2 separate regions of the Homo sapiens genome follow, and region 2 is linked to region 1. The links are chromatin loops, found by intact Hi-C in ENCODE. Cell type or tissue: OCI-LY7. All regions are shown on one strand. Each heading gives the region's core, and the rest is flanking DNA. Links, peaks and the distances in the headings are about the cores only.

Region 1 (7,070 bases), core at 1,399-6,398:
TGGGCACTGCTTAACTTGCTCATCTTCTCTCCTGCTGGGTGGTGAGCTCTTCATCCTGACCCTGGAGGCATTTCTCTCACGTGTGGGAGTAAGGGGCATCAGGGCATCAGTTTCTAAAGCACTTGGTAACCTTTGGAGGAGAAATAACCTAATTTAGAGCCAAACAGAAATAAATCAAGACTCTAGAGATAGTTTGGATATCACTGGCTGCCATAAAATTGTGATGACATTAAGCCATCCTGCTAGATTGATTTGTAAATGATGCTAACATAGCTCTGATATTATAAGGAAGGCATTTGAAATAAAAGACAAACAACTCTCTATTTATCACTGCTGAACATTTGAAGGAAAGCTGGAAAAGGAAAGAAGCATTGAGGGCAGAAATCCAAGAGACTTGATTGACAGTTCAGACAATAGTCCCTGAGGGGCACCCTCAGAAGCTCAGGGCTACTTTATTTAGCATTTAAAGATGTTGCTATCTGTCCATTCAAAGGAAAAAAATAACCTTTTTTGTTTGGTTTGATGTTCTTTCTTTCTGGTTTAAGATTCAGCACATCACCCAGAGGGGTGAATTTCATCAAAATATTTTCCCCAAATGATCTACAGTTCCATTTTGTAATATGTTGCCACCCACGTCAATAGCTATTGATATTCTGTAATTTTCAGTGACTAGCTGAAGCTCTCCCATGCACTACACTAATCCAGCTGCTTGTTATAGGTAAAAATAAAGGAAGTGATTATTACGCTGGTGGAAAACTCAGTTGCAGCTCAAAGACTACATAACTATAAATTGCAGAAGGATTAGGAATTCATGGTTGGGTAGAACAATTATAGGTCAGCAATTTCATGTTAAATTGCTTATTGCAAGGTGGAAGTGGAAGATACTGCCAAGCAAAATCAATTTACCTTGAAAATAATTAGTGAGATGCAAACACCTGGAGATGGGAAATTCGTTTGAAAGTAATTATTGCTGCTCAAATCTAGCCAGTCTCTTTCAGCAGCAAGGACTGTCTGCAGATGGAGATTTCACTGAATTGAGTGCTGCTTGAAAGGATCTGTTGGATTCTCATCTAAAATCAGCTTGAGTTTAGCATTATAGGGGAAAGCTCACGCTGTACAAAGAGCTTAATAGTCAGGATTAGATGGGTTTCTGAATGCACAGGGAAGAGAAAAATGGGAAGCAATATGTGAACTGAACAATCAAGTCAGATTTAGAGGCCTTAGCCTGGTCTAGTAACCCAGTTAACTGCCAATTCCTTTATGTGGATGAGGAAAGATGAATGTCTCCTTTATTCACCATATGCAACACACCCTCAGTCATTGAAGACAGAAACATTGAACGGAGTGACACATTGCTTTTCCATGTGCAATTTGCTGTATCTTTACTGGAGAGCATTCCGAGTACTGAGGCAGAAGTTGTGAAGTCAGTTAAAATCACCAGCAATGGTTGGCAAGGAAATTTGAACAATAAAGAAGCTGAGACTCTAAACACACCCCACAAGACTGGGTCTCACATCCCTGAAGGGAGGGGAAATTAGATAGGGCAGATGGTTTTATTGCATTGAGGTATACTTTGTCCTTTAGAGTCATTTCTATCATCTATGCTAAAGACAGAAATGAAAACAGGTTCTGCAGACATGCAGCTGGTCCTGTATCACACAACGCTCCAGTGAGTTGAAGAGGGCAGATCTGCATGAAAACACAACCAAAAGAACAGGTAAAAACAGCCACAAATCACCAAATGACCAGAGGGACTGTTGTCTTTGGTTTGTGGTCTTTCTGCTTCTGTAGGATCAGCCAAAGTAGTCAGTCCTTGGAGACCAATTGGAGTCCCCTTTGTTTCTGCTTCTGTGGCTGCAGCTTGGATAGAGATGACTTGCTCAGGCTGCAAGCAAAAGCCACAACTCACAGAAGGGGCAAAGAAGAGAAAATGAATCTCTGAGATATTTTTTTTCCTTTTTTTTTCTTTTTTTGAGGTGGAGTCTCGCTCTGTCACCCAGGCTGTAGTGCAATGGCGCAGTCTCAGCTCACTGCAACCTCCACCTCCCGGATTCAAGAGATTCTCCTGCCTCAGCCTCCCAAGTGGCTGGGATTACAGGCACCCACCACCACACCCAGCTAATTTTCGTATTTTTAGTAGAGACGGGTTTCACCATGCTGGCCAGGCTGGTCTCAAACTCCTGACCTCACGATCTGCCCACCTTGGCCTCCCAAAGTGCTGGGATTACAAGAACGAGCCACCGCACCTGGCCCCTCAGAATTTTTTTTTAACTTAGTTCTTTTCAACTTAGTTTAAAGTTGAGGCTCATATACATACATTCAGCCCAAGGCACCAGCCTAATCTCTCCTGGGTAAGCATTAGGAAAAGGCACCTCAACCTCTGGGGTACACAGCTTGTTGAGCAGATTGCAGGTTGAATTTTAGGACGCAGCCATTAAACCAACATGAATATGTCTATCAATGTCTGTATTGGTCATGTCCCAGAAAAAAAATAGATGGCACATTGAAATTAGGGCAATTCAAGGACAGCATAATAAAGGGACATTTATGAAGGTGTAGGCAGAGTATGGGATAGCACAGTACTCCTAGGATGAAGGTCAGAGTGTTACAAGAACCAGGTAAGGGAGGATCACTAGGAGAGGGTCTACTTGGCAGGAGGTGTGGAGCTGTGACCTCCAGAAAGCCCCACTGGAGGCCATTCCACAGGGGAGAAGTCAAAAGAATAAACACCCCAGCCTCATCTGCTTCTTCCCTCCAAACTCCTCTGGGGCGCCTCATAGGCTGAAGTTACCTGATAAGCCAGAGGTCAAGGTATCCCATTGAAGTGGCCTATGGGGTCAGCCTAGGGCAGAGAGCAGCAGGTTGAGGGTGGAGAGTGGATCTAGGGGCACACATGGGAAATATCCAGCTCACAGTTCATGACCGGGCTGCCCCAGTGGTTTATTCTTTCTAACGTGTGTTCAGAACCACCTCCTCGGTGCTGGACCTGTTCTGGGGGCACGTTGATGTGTCCATTATGAATCCCTAGCCTCGAGAAGCTTTTTTCCAGCAGGGAAAATGGTTGTTTGGGGGCTTTGGTTTTGGCTTTTTGCCTGTGAATCTCCTGCCAGAGAATAAGTCCCCAAATTTTGGGAAATGGAACTTCTTTATTTCCAGCCATGTGGCTTCAGCTTTCACCCTAGGTGACCAGAGGGGGCTGATATTATCCCGAAGGCTCCTGACAACTTCTATTTTATGAGTGCATCCACTTTATAAAATATTAACCAGAAAAGTATTAAAATTTGCAAATGCAACAACAGACCCAGAGGGACAACGTGATGATACCATTTTTTATATATTTTTTTAAAACATGAAAAGCATTTCTGAAAGACAAAGGAAAAAAAGGTGTGTCTTTGTTCTCCTTTCAATGTAAGCAGAGTGGTATATGTTTGTTTTCTGCGGACATTGCTGATTCACCAAGGATTCAAGAATTACTAATGAGTGTTTTTCACTTCTCATTTACAAATGGAATACATTAAGAAATTACTCAGCCACACTCGGTGTGGTTTTTAATTGAAACCAACCTCTCTGTACGGATGAGTGGAATTTCTTTTTCTCTGCACACAGGGGTTGGTTGACATTTTCAGCTTCAGAGGGCCTGAAATGTGGTCAACACATTTGTTTTCACATGAACAACCCCATGTGGTCTGTTTAAATAGAGTAACCAAATTGTCTAATTTTCACAGAACTCATTTCTCTCTGCACGAGCACTTTCATTGTTCCCCACCTTCTGAGGTAGAGAAAATGCACTAGATGACACTTTTATTAGCCTAACTTCTGCCCTTTATTTTTCCCCTTTAATATCAGACCCACAGAAAATAATAAGCAAACCATAGACTAGAAAGAATTATTAACCCAAATGTGACAAGTGAAGTGTAAATATCCTCTTATTTTCAAACACTAATAAAAACTAATAAAAATCTGATACCAACAAGTAGATGGACAAAGGACATAAACCAAATGATGCATCCAGAAATCACAGTTACTGCCCAGCGTGGTGGCTCATGCCTGTAATCCCAGCGCTTTGGGAGGCTGAGGCGCACGGATCACCTGAGGTCAGATGTTTGAGACCAGCCTGGCCAACACGGTGAAACGCTGTCTCTGCTAAAAATACAAAAATTAGCCAGGAGTGGTGGTGCACACCTGTAATCCCAGCTACTCAGGAGGCTGACACAAGAGAATCACTTGAATCCAGGAGGCAGAGGTTGCAGTGAGCCGAGATTGCGCTGCTGCACTCCAGCCTGGCCTGGGCGACAGAGTGAGACTCTGTCTTGAAAAAAATAAAATAAAATAAAGAAAGAAATCACAGTTACTAAACAAACATGGGGGGAATGTTCAACTTTATTTACTCGTTCATTTATTCATTCATTTGTTAAATACTTATTAAGCACCCACTCTGTGCCAAGTACCACACAAGATCCTGAAAATATGTAGATTAGTAGAACACAAACCTCATCCACAAAGGGTTCCAATTTTAGCAAGAGAGAACTGTAAACAAGATCTATGGACTAGGCTGTTGTGTTCAGGGAATGATAAGCAATTTAAAAAGCTAAAATGGTTAAGGTAGAAAGAGTGAACTCAGCCCTAAAAGAAACAAGAACTCAAACAAGTGCCATTTTCAATGAGGAAACTGGCACATATTTTTAATGTTAATATTTAATGTTGTAGTGCTTGCTTTGGCAGAAGATATATTGAACTGGGCTGACTCTGTGGCAATTTTAGTAGTAAAATCCATGACTCTCTAATTCTATTTCTGAAGTTCCATATTAAGGGTATAATCTATCGAAAAAGCTATATGTCATAAGATGTTTATATATCATACAACATTGTTATGTATAATAGCAAATAATTGGAATCATCCTAAATGCCCAACAACCACAGAAAGATTCAATAAATTATAGCATATTCATTTGCAAGAACATTCTGCATCCATTAGAAATGCTTATATTAACGGAAAACATGAAATTAAGTATACACTAAATAATCATCATGTTTAAATATGCCCAGAAAAGAAAATCTAGAAGGAAATACATTAAAATGCTAACAGTGATTGCATGCATGTGATTTTTTTCTTTTTCTTATGTTCCAAAAAATTTTTATTATTATTATTTTTGTAGAGACAAGGTTTCTTTAAGTTGCCAAGGCTGGTCTTGAACTCCTGGCCTAAAGCAACCCTCATATCTTAGCCTCCCAAAGTGCTGGCATTACAGGCATAAGCTACTGTTTCTGGACCCCCAACATTTTTAATACGATTAGTTTTTTTAGAATAAAGTTCAACCTTGTAAAAAATGAACAGTTAACCAAAAAACTGAAATTCTACTTCATTGTTTCAGTAGCAGTTTTCTATGGGTTTGAATTCAAATTGTGGGAAAAGCAGTGTTGTCAATCATGCATGAGTTCTGGATGGCAGGCCTATCTCTCTAATCACAGTGTTAATTTTGGCCAGGTCCTTTATCTCTCTCTTTTCATTTTCAGAAAATAAGAGAGATGGCCTGAATTCTCTCAAAAGCTCTTTCTGACCCAAAAATCTATGAATCTTGACATTCTAGGAAAAAGAGTTTTTGCCTCAATTCACTGAAATCACAAACAGTGCATTGAAACACTTCTTTACATAAATCAGGCACAAAATGTCAGACGGAGAGGAGGCATAATCAGAAAATAACGTGTGTTTGTCTCATCAGATATTTTTCAGAAAAGATTAAACAGTGTCTTTTCCCACTGAATTCATAGCATCCTCTAGTTCTTGTCCTTAAAATCAATCTTTACAGAAGAGCAAGCTTTATCCATTATTTAACACATATTTCAGTCTGTTGTTATTTGGCCATGAGGAGGCGGTGGCTTAAATGTAGAATTTGGGTTTCCTATGCCAATACAAAACCTGTAACCCTAATTTACAGGGCCTCCTGCCTTTTTTATGGTCATTCACAATATAGCATGAACTGAGCCTTTACAGATGCAGTGTCTCAAACTAAACGTAATCCTGGGAAATAAGTCTATCTAATTTCTTCAGAGTAGAGGAAAGTGCAGCATTAGTAGGGTATTTCTGGGCATATGCATGCTTGGAAGCCTGGAAATATTCCATTTCATTTTCCAGTTGGAGAGATTTTAAATGTTAGATCGCTTTCTTTTCCAAAGCAAACATATCATCTCTTGGATTGACTGAGACCTGATGGGTTTCCCTTGATCAAAGAACCACTTAAGGTGACAGCCTACATGGTCACAGAGCATGAAAAACCTTACCCACATTTCCCCCTCTTTCCCTGTAGGAGGATCCCTAAGGGTTAGGTGATACCAGAACTAGGAGAGGTAGGCAGAGAGAAACTGAAAGACCTGAAAGAAAATAATTTCTCTGGATAGTTTCTCTGACCACTGAGGGATTATTTAATAGTAAAAACATACACTACAAATCATCAGAGAGCTTGACTTTCCACCAGTTGGGGATTTACTTCTGGTCATGATTGCACATCTCTGAGAAGTTACTGACTCAGTCCTGGGCTCCTTCTTTTCCCCAACTACACACTCTCCTTGAGTCTCATCCAGTCCTCGGGCTTTGAATATTGCCAGGCTGATAATATCGACCTGAGACTCCTATATCTCACTGCCACGCGGATAGTTCCATTCGGATGTCCCACAAGGCATCTCCAACTTAAATATCCAGGAGAGACCTCTTGCCTTCCTGCCTCTCACTTCTAAATGTGGAGCTTGCCTGGAAACCTGGGAGTCATGATTGGCAACTTGCTTTTCTCTCATTCTTCACAGTCCTTTCAGCCAGCAGCTCCAGCCCCCATACCCGTGATTAGTCTCCACTTCCACTGCCACCACTCAGATTCCAGCCAAGGTCTCTTCTCGTGCAGCAACACCAACGACCTTCTAATTATTCCTTCAACTTCCATTCTTGCCCTCCTCCAATCTGTCGTCCACGCAGTGGCCAAAAGTTCTTTTTAAAACACGATTTGAATTACACCATTCTCCTGCTTAAGACTTTTACCTGGCTTTGCATTGTACCTTGAATGAAATTCAGGCTCCCGCCG
Region 2 (7,070 bases), core at 731-5,730, 280 kb before region 1:
GCTGAGGCAGGAGAATGGCTTGAACCTGGGAGGTGGAGGTTGCAATGAGCCGAGATCACACCACTGCACTCCAGCCTGGAGCAACACAGCGACACTCCATCTCAAAAAAAAATTTAATTAAAAAAATTTAAAAATAATAAAAAATTTATCATTTTCTTGTATGTACTGTCTCAATGCTTCTCTATTGCCCTTGGGAGAAAGTCCGAATTCACCCATCTTTACAGTACACACCATCATACTACGCCATTTACAGTACAAATGGTGCCACGATTCTGTCACAATACACCTCTGTAACCCCATTTCCTTTGCCTAAAGTGCCCTTTCTAAACTCCTCTCCATTGCTAACTTCTATTTGTCTTTCAAATCTCAAACTGATATCCCCCGAGAGAAGCAGTTCCTGAACCTTCTAGACCTATGATGCCCAATATGATAGCCACCAACTATGCCTAGTTATTGAGCACTTGAATTATAGCTAGTCTGAATTTAGATGTACTGAAAGTGTAAAATACACCAGATTTTGAAGGCTTAGTATGGATAAAAAGTAAAATATCTTAGTAATATTTTTATATTGGTTACATGTGAAATAATATTTTGGACATATTCAGTTAAACAGAATATACTATTGAAATTAGTTTCATTTTTTAACTTTATGTGTCTAAAAGAAAACTCAAAACTATATGTGGCTTGTATCATATTTTAATTGGACACCACCTAGCCTAAATAAGCCCCTTTTTTCAGTGCCTTATAGTTATTTCTTTACTAGCATTTGTTTCATATTTTAAAATTACTAGACTGTCTTCTGCAATAGACTGCAAGCACCTTAGGAACCAGAGGCTGTCTTGGTCAACACAGTAATACCAGAGGTAAGGCTGCTAAAGTACACATAGTCAATCTTCATTATTTTTGGATTCCATATTTGCAAATTTGCATACTTGACATAATTTACTTATAATCTTAAAATCAATACTTGCAGTGCTTTTGAAGTCATTTGTGAACATGCACAGAGACTCGTGCCATCTAACGCACATTTAGCTGAGGTCAAACTCAGCCATGCTCTGCCTTCTTGTTTCAGTCGTCAAACTGTTAACCAGTATTCTTTTCAGTCTATTTATTGCCAGTTTTTGCATTGTTGTGCTTTTTGTTGGTGATTTCACCATTCAAAATGGCCCCCAAGCACTGTGCTGAAGAGCTGTCTAATGTTCCAAAACACAAGAAAGCTACAGTGTGCCTTACAGAGAGCATATGTTAGATAAGCTACCTTCAGGTATGAATTACATTGCTGTTGGCCATGAGTTTAATGTTAATGAACCAACAATATATAGGAAATCAGGTGTCTTTAAATGGAAACACACTAAAAATCACATATTAACCAATGTTGTGGCCCAGAGGCTCAGAGGAACCTAACCCTGTATTTCCCCTAGGAGCAATGGTTTAGTATTTGCCAATTCAGTGTTCTTACTGACTTCAGGAGAACTGACTGTATTTATTGAATGAGTAATGCTCAGTCATTTGATTCCAAACCCAAATCTTTTGTGAATGCAGTATATGGTGGTAGGTAGAGCAGTGACTCTGGAACCAAACTGCCTAGGTTCCAACCTTGGTTTTCCAACTTACTAGCTTTGTAATCTGGGGCAAATTGCTTTTCTCCTTTTTCCGTAACTAAAAATGCAGGTTAAAAAAGTACTGTTAATATTTGCCAGGGGCTGGGTGTAGAGGGAGGAAACTGAGAACAAAAAGCCACTAGAAAACTTTTGGAATGAGGGAAATATTCCATATCTTGATCATAGCAGATGATCAAGATATGTTTTTCAAAACTCATAAAAAGAAAAGGGACAAATTTTTCTTTATATGAATAACTTAACAAGGTTAAAAATAGAAAGCAGCAGTGACAAACAAAGGAATAATGCACATCAAAAATTTAGTACACTACCTGCCTATATAAATACTAAATACTATTAGCGATCATTGTAAAAACAATAGGGAAAAGTTAGGAGGTATAAGGAAAAGCAGAAAGAGCTAATGAACCAAGATTCTAATCTGGCTCTTTCTTTTTGGGGTGTTGGGGGTGGGGGGGGTGGTCTCACTCTGTCAGCCAGGTTGGAGTACAGTGGCCGGATCTCGGCTCACTGCAGTCTCCACCTCCCAGGCTCAAGTGATCCTCCCACCTCAACCTCCCTAGTAGCTGGGACCACAGGTGCACAGCACCATGCCCAGCTAAGTTTTCGTATTTTTGGTAGAGACGGGGTTTCACGATGCTGCCCAGGCTGATCTCGAACTCCTGAGCTCAGGGAACCCACCTGCCTCAGCCTCCCAACGTGCTGGGATTACAGGCATGAGCCACTGCTGTAATGGCTCCTTTGTATATTAGCTAGAGGCTGAATTCAGTACATGAGAGGGCAGTAACTTATTGCGAAAGTTAAATTGGACCTGTTTGAAAGATATGTGTAAACTGTAGAGTCATACAGGAATGTGAGATATGGGATTATTCATGAGACAGCAATAGGAAATCAAAGTTACCACATAAATGCGGGTGTGGGATGGGAAATAATTTCCTAGATCACCTCCCCAAGATAGGATACTGCGGTAGGTTGCGAAATGAAACTGTGAAGGGGGAGCACATCTCTTTTAAGAACCTTTCTATGGCAGTCTACAAGCTCTAGGTCAATTTTGAAGACCATCCAAGCGTTCTAATGTGCCAGGGTTAAACCCCAAACTCTAAGGAATGCCAATGCCAGGAGGAAAGAATGGATGAGTCGGCAGAACACCTCTCTGGACCCACAATGCCGTAGGAGTCAGACACCCTTCGCCTCCACAACTTCCCAACAGCCTTTGGTGTGAGAAGTGGGTTAATTCATTTCACTGCTGGCTTGTTAGCTGGCGGACGCTTCGGGAGTTCCCACCCCAGGGAGCAGTGCTGACTCTACAGGGGCATCCGGCGGCAGTCGCTGCCAAAAATCTCACCAAGGGGTGAATGGGGGGTCCTCAGGACCTGCGGTGCCGAGCTGGGTAATAAAATACTGCACCTGAATTCTTCTTTAAGGACCAGGAGGAGGTTCGAACCCCAAGAAAGGCTGCAAGCTGAACCAGAAGCTCGAACCCAAAGTTCGCTTCACAGCCAGCCACACTGGCACTCGCTGAATCTGCGCGCCTCGCGAGTTCTGACGATCGTCATGTGATAACTGCCACGCACCTGATGGCAGGGGCCATTGGGTGCTTTGCTTGGTTCCCATTAAAGTCGACTGCGACCCGAACGCAACAAACCTAAGAGTTGGAAGGCGCAAGTTCCTCTGCCAGCGAGCTCACCCTCGGCAACCAGACTGCTGAAAGTGCGCTCCACGCCGGAAGTGCACTAATCCGCAGCACGTGGGGTTGCCAGGGCGCTCTTCACGTGACTGGGCGGAGCCTCGGGAATCTGGTAGCCAATGGTAGCCCGAGAGGGCGGTGCCTGTGACGCTCCGGGGCCTATCCCGGAAATAGGGCTGAGTGGGGGCGGGTAAGGGCGGGGAGGCTGGGGTGTGGAAAGTGTGGCGGCCCCGCCCCGTCTCTTGGAACTGCCGCGGCCGCCACCGCCGCTGCCGGCGCCGCTGCTGTAGGGGACCAGCGCGGGTGCGCAGACGAAAGGCGCTCTTTGCCAGCTGAAAGGTGAAGACCTGGGGAAAAGCTGGTGGGGAAAAGCTGGTGGGGATGGGGCCAGAGTGAGGCAGGGCCGGGGAAGGCGCCCAGAACTGAGCGCTGACCGAGAGAAAGAAGGAGAATGGATGGGGGAACAGAGGCGAGCGCGGGACCCGCCGGGGCTCAGGCCCTAGTGGGGCCGGGCCGGGCCGAGCTGAGCCCTGGATGCCGGCAGAACAGGGGGCGCCTGTGCGGCCGCGGCGGCGACGTTGAAGGGTGGAGGGCGGGGTGCGCGCCAGCTAGCAGAGGGCCGGGTGCTGCTGGCCAGGTTCTGTTACCCCGCATCCTTCGCGGGGACCTGCGGCCTGGGCTGGGTCCCCCGCAGTAGGGTTCGGGGCGGCGGCCGAGGGCTGGGCGGCGGGGGAAGGTCGCCGGCTTCTGCGGTGGGGCGATGGGGGCCGCAACCTGCTGTTTCCAGCACGGAGGAGCGCCCAGGGCGGGTGTCCCCACCCTCAGCGAGCTCCTCTGCGACTTCTCATCCCACCTCCCCAAGCAGTAGCTGGAAAAGTTTGTAGAGGCCAGAGTTAGAAAGTGGCCACTAGTCTAGGGTGGGTGTTCCTTACATGCAGAAATAACGGGCCCATGATGCTTGGCACATAACTTGTCCGAAATGAGACGTTTCCCTGCCTACATACCCGTTGTTAAAAAGCAAACACAAACTTTTTGTGTAGTTCCCACGGAAAAACTACCATCTCCCCTGCCCACCATGGCAGACGAAATTGATTTCACTACTGGAGATGCCGGGGCTTCCAGCACTTACCCTATGCAGTGCTCGGCCTTGCGCAAAAACGGCTTCGTGGTGCTCAAAGGACGACCATGCAAAATAGTGGAGATGTCAACTTCCAAAACTGGAAAGCATGGTCATGCCAAGGTAAGTACCCTTGCAGATCAGGCTTTGGCTTCGGCGTTGGGACTTTGATCATTTGTATTCCGTTACAGATCATGAGATTTCTATACTTAAAATTTTGTAATAAGCACTATTTTTTCCTTCCCACAATTACTGGGTAATCAGTTATTACGTTGAATACTTAAAGGTAGCATTCCCTTCTTGGGCCCTTACAATGTTCATTAACTGGGAACTGAAACTTTCCTGAATCCTAGTGACCTATAAGATCTATTTAGTTTACAGATGAGAAAACCTGTTCTAGCAATTCTAAGAAATCTACACTTTATTTTTCTTGTGTAATCTCATAATTGAATCACTGGTCTATATTGGGTCTTGACATGTCGTGATACTGTTTAGTTGTTTACTGCCTCTTAATTGTAAGACCACTACATTTTTTTTTAAGTAAAATTAGATGACCTTGGAAGGAGGAGAAAAAGAATCTGTTGTAATCAGCATTGGTATTGTGCTCTTGTGTGTGTAATGAGTGATATACTTGGCAGAGATTAAACAGGTTTCCTGTTCTCCTCTGTTAGGTTCACCTTGTTGGAATTGATATTTTCACGGGCAAAAAATATGAAGATATTTGTCCTTCTACTCACAACATGGATGTTCCAAATATTAAGAGAAATGATTATCAAGTAAGCACTGATTTTCTTTAGAATGTTGCTTGTTTCTTCAAGGTGCAAATACTTTGTACTATCAGTAATAATTTGACAAAACCCAAGAGTAGTTTTGTAGGTTTTTCTAACCAATTATTAGGCACCAGCTATCTTAGAAATTGGAGAAATAGTGATGTTTAACACATGTACTTTTCTAGGATTATTGCTAGTTTGCTATTTTTTTCACATTCTTGCATTTTTTAAAAAGTCAAATACTTATTAGTGTTCTCAGGCCAAGTGACTGCATATTGCAATTAAGTCCAATGTTTAGTAAAAGTACTATTCTCTCTGTTGTAAAATATTTCTTGTTCTAATTTAAAACATCCCTCCTGGATGTTTTGTTTCTTTTCACTGATCAGACCTGAGACATTCAAGAAACTACTGAAATTCATGTTCCTACCAAGTTTTTGCATTAATGAATGTTAGTCAGAACTTGACATTCTTAAGTAGAGAAATAAGTTGAAAGCCATAAATATAAAGGATAAAGTACCTGGTCACTGAGTATGGTGAAGAAAACACAAAAACTATATAATTGGTTAAATTATACTTAGTGACCATGCTATGACCTTTTGCTAAATTATGTATGTAAATTTCAAGTTTTAGTTCCAGTTATACATTTGGGTAGGTCATATTTAATGATAGCATTTTGTTGTTTGAAGTATTGATGATAACAAAATAATTGACCTTATAGGATGTGGAAGCTCAGATTACTTATAACTAAAGCTTTTCTTGAAAGTCTTCAATTTCTGTATCAAGCATACCATATATCAAACTCATTTCTGCTCATTTTACATAGTGAAAAATACAAAGTTGACACTGGTATTTGTTTTATCCGACTTAAACTGATTTTTTTCTGTACCCTTTGTTGTATTGTATAAATTTCTTTTAATGTTGCTATCAACTGCACTTACGCAATGATTTCCTTTTGCTGTTTGTCCACATGCAAACATACTTTTTTGTGGTTTTAATCTAGTAAACACTTTTATATTTTCACTTTCCTACTTGTCATAAATGTTTTCTAGGTTGCTTTGAAGTCTTTGTAGAAATTTGAATTGTCTTGCAAGTGGGTTTTTTTAACCAGGTAGATCTGGGTTTGGATCTAGTTCTGTCACTTTCTAGTTGGATGATTTTGGACAAGTTATACACCTTTCTGAGCCTGTTTTCTCATCTACAAAATAGTGATAATAGGAGGATTAAATGAGAAAATGTACCCCATTAAGAACTCCATAAGTAGATACGTACCAAAAAGTGCTGTTCTGTTTCCCCCTTTTCCTATGTAAAAATTCTACTTAATCATTTCATTATTGTTGGAGCACCAACTTTGATGTGGTACATAGTAGGTGCTCGAAAAATATTTGTTAAATGTATATGTGATTACTGAATGTGGTAGAGATAGTACAGCAGGCTAAAGTTGAGCGTAGAATGTTGTCAAAATTGGGTTTCTCTTTTCGTCTTAAAGTATGAAAGCTTTGACTATTCAATATTAATTATATTCAGTAATATTCATTCAATATAGAATGCTTTTGCCTGTTGCATGTTTCAGAAAGATGGTATCAGCAGTTCAGATAATTACTATTATACTATGATAAGGTTAGCCAGTCATTGATTGGAGCTCAAGACTTAAAGGAAAAATTTGGTTTGGGTCCTAGACTAGGATGAGGCAAATGAAGTGAGGGAGGCTCTTGCCTCAGGCACAAAATTTTAAATAAAGACAGAACTAGTAACAATGACAAGCCATATAGGAGCTCAAGGCGCAAAGAAAATTAATTCTGATCCCATCTTTATTTAGAATTTTGGTATTTTATCATAGGATTTTTGCATTAATTCTAATTTTTTAAAATATTGCATTAAAA

What was found. Hi-C counts contacts between places; a loop is a spot of excess contacts. Peaks named below come from ENCODE experiments on the same cell type or tissue, not always from the same donor. Only the 100,000 strongest peaks of a DNase experiment are listed, where the experiment ranks them.
Region 2: a loop joins it to region 1, with 16 times the contacts of the local background. A loop is called at or near these places in 1 of 110 quality-filtered maps.

Annotation. Positions count from the first base shown.
Region 1 is chr3:170,629,499-170,636,568 of GRCh38, reverse strand. The region is part of intron 2 of SLC7A14-AS1 (SLC7A14 antisense RNA 1); the gene reads right to left. Among named protein-coding and RNA genes, the nearest start is that of SLC7A14, 47 kb to the right of the region's middle. RefSeq lists enhancers at 1,845-2,054, 3,376-3,455, 3,516-3,565. In OCI-LY7, for the core only: no CTCF peak of the experiment used is centred there; DNase peaks (open chromatin) are centred at 1,668 and 3,608; H3K27ac peaks cover 1,867 bases.
Region 2 is chr3:170,905,115-170,912,184 of GRCh38, reverse strand. It overlaps EIF5A2 (eukaryotic translation initiation factor 5A2), which reads left to right and starts at 3,548. Exons shown (of 5, transcript NM_020390.6): 1 at 3,548-3,642; 2 at 4,344-4,543; 3 at 5,092-5,196. The coding sequence starts at 4,379. RefSeq lists a silencer at 3,888-4,027. In OCI-LY7, for the core only: a CTCF peak has its summit at 3,853; DNase peaks (open chromatin) are centred at 3,424 and 4,334; H3K4me3 peaks cover 2,542 bases; H3K27ac peaks cover 617 bases.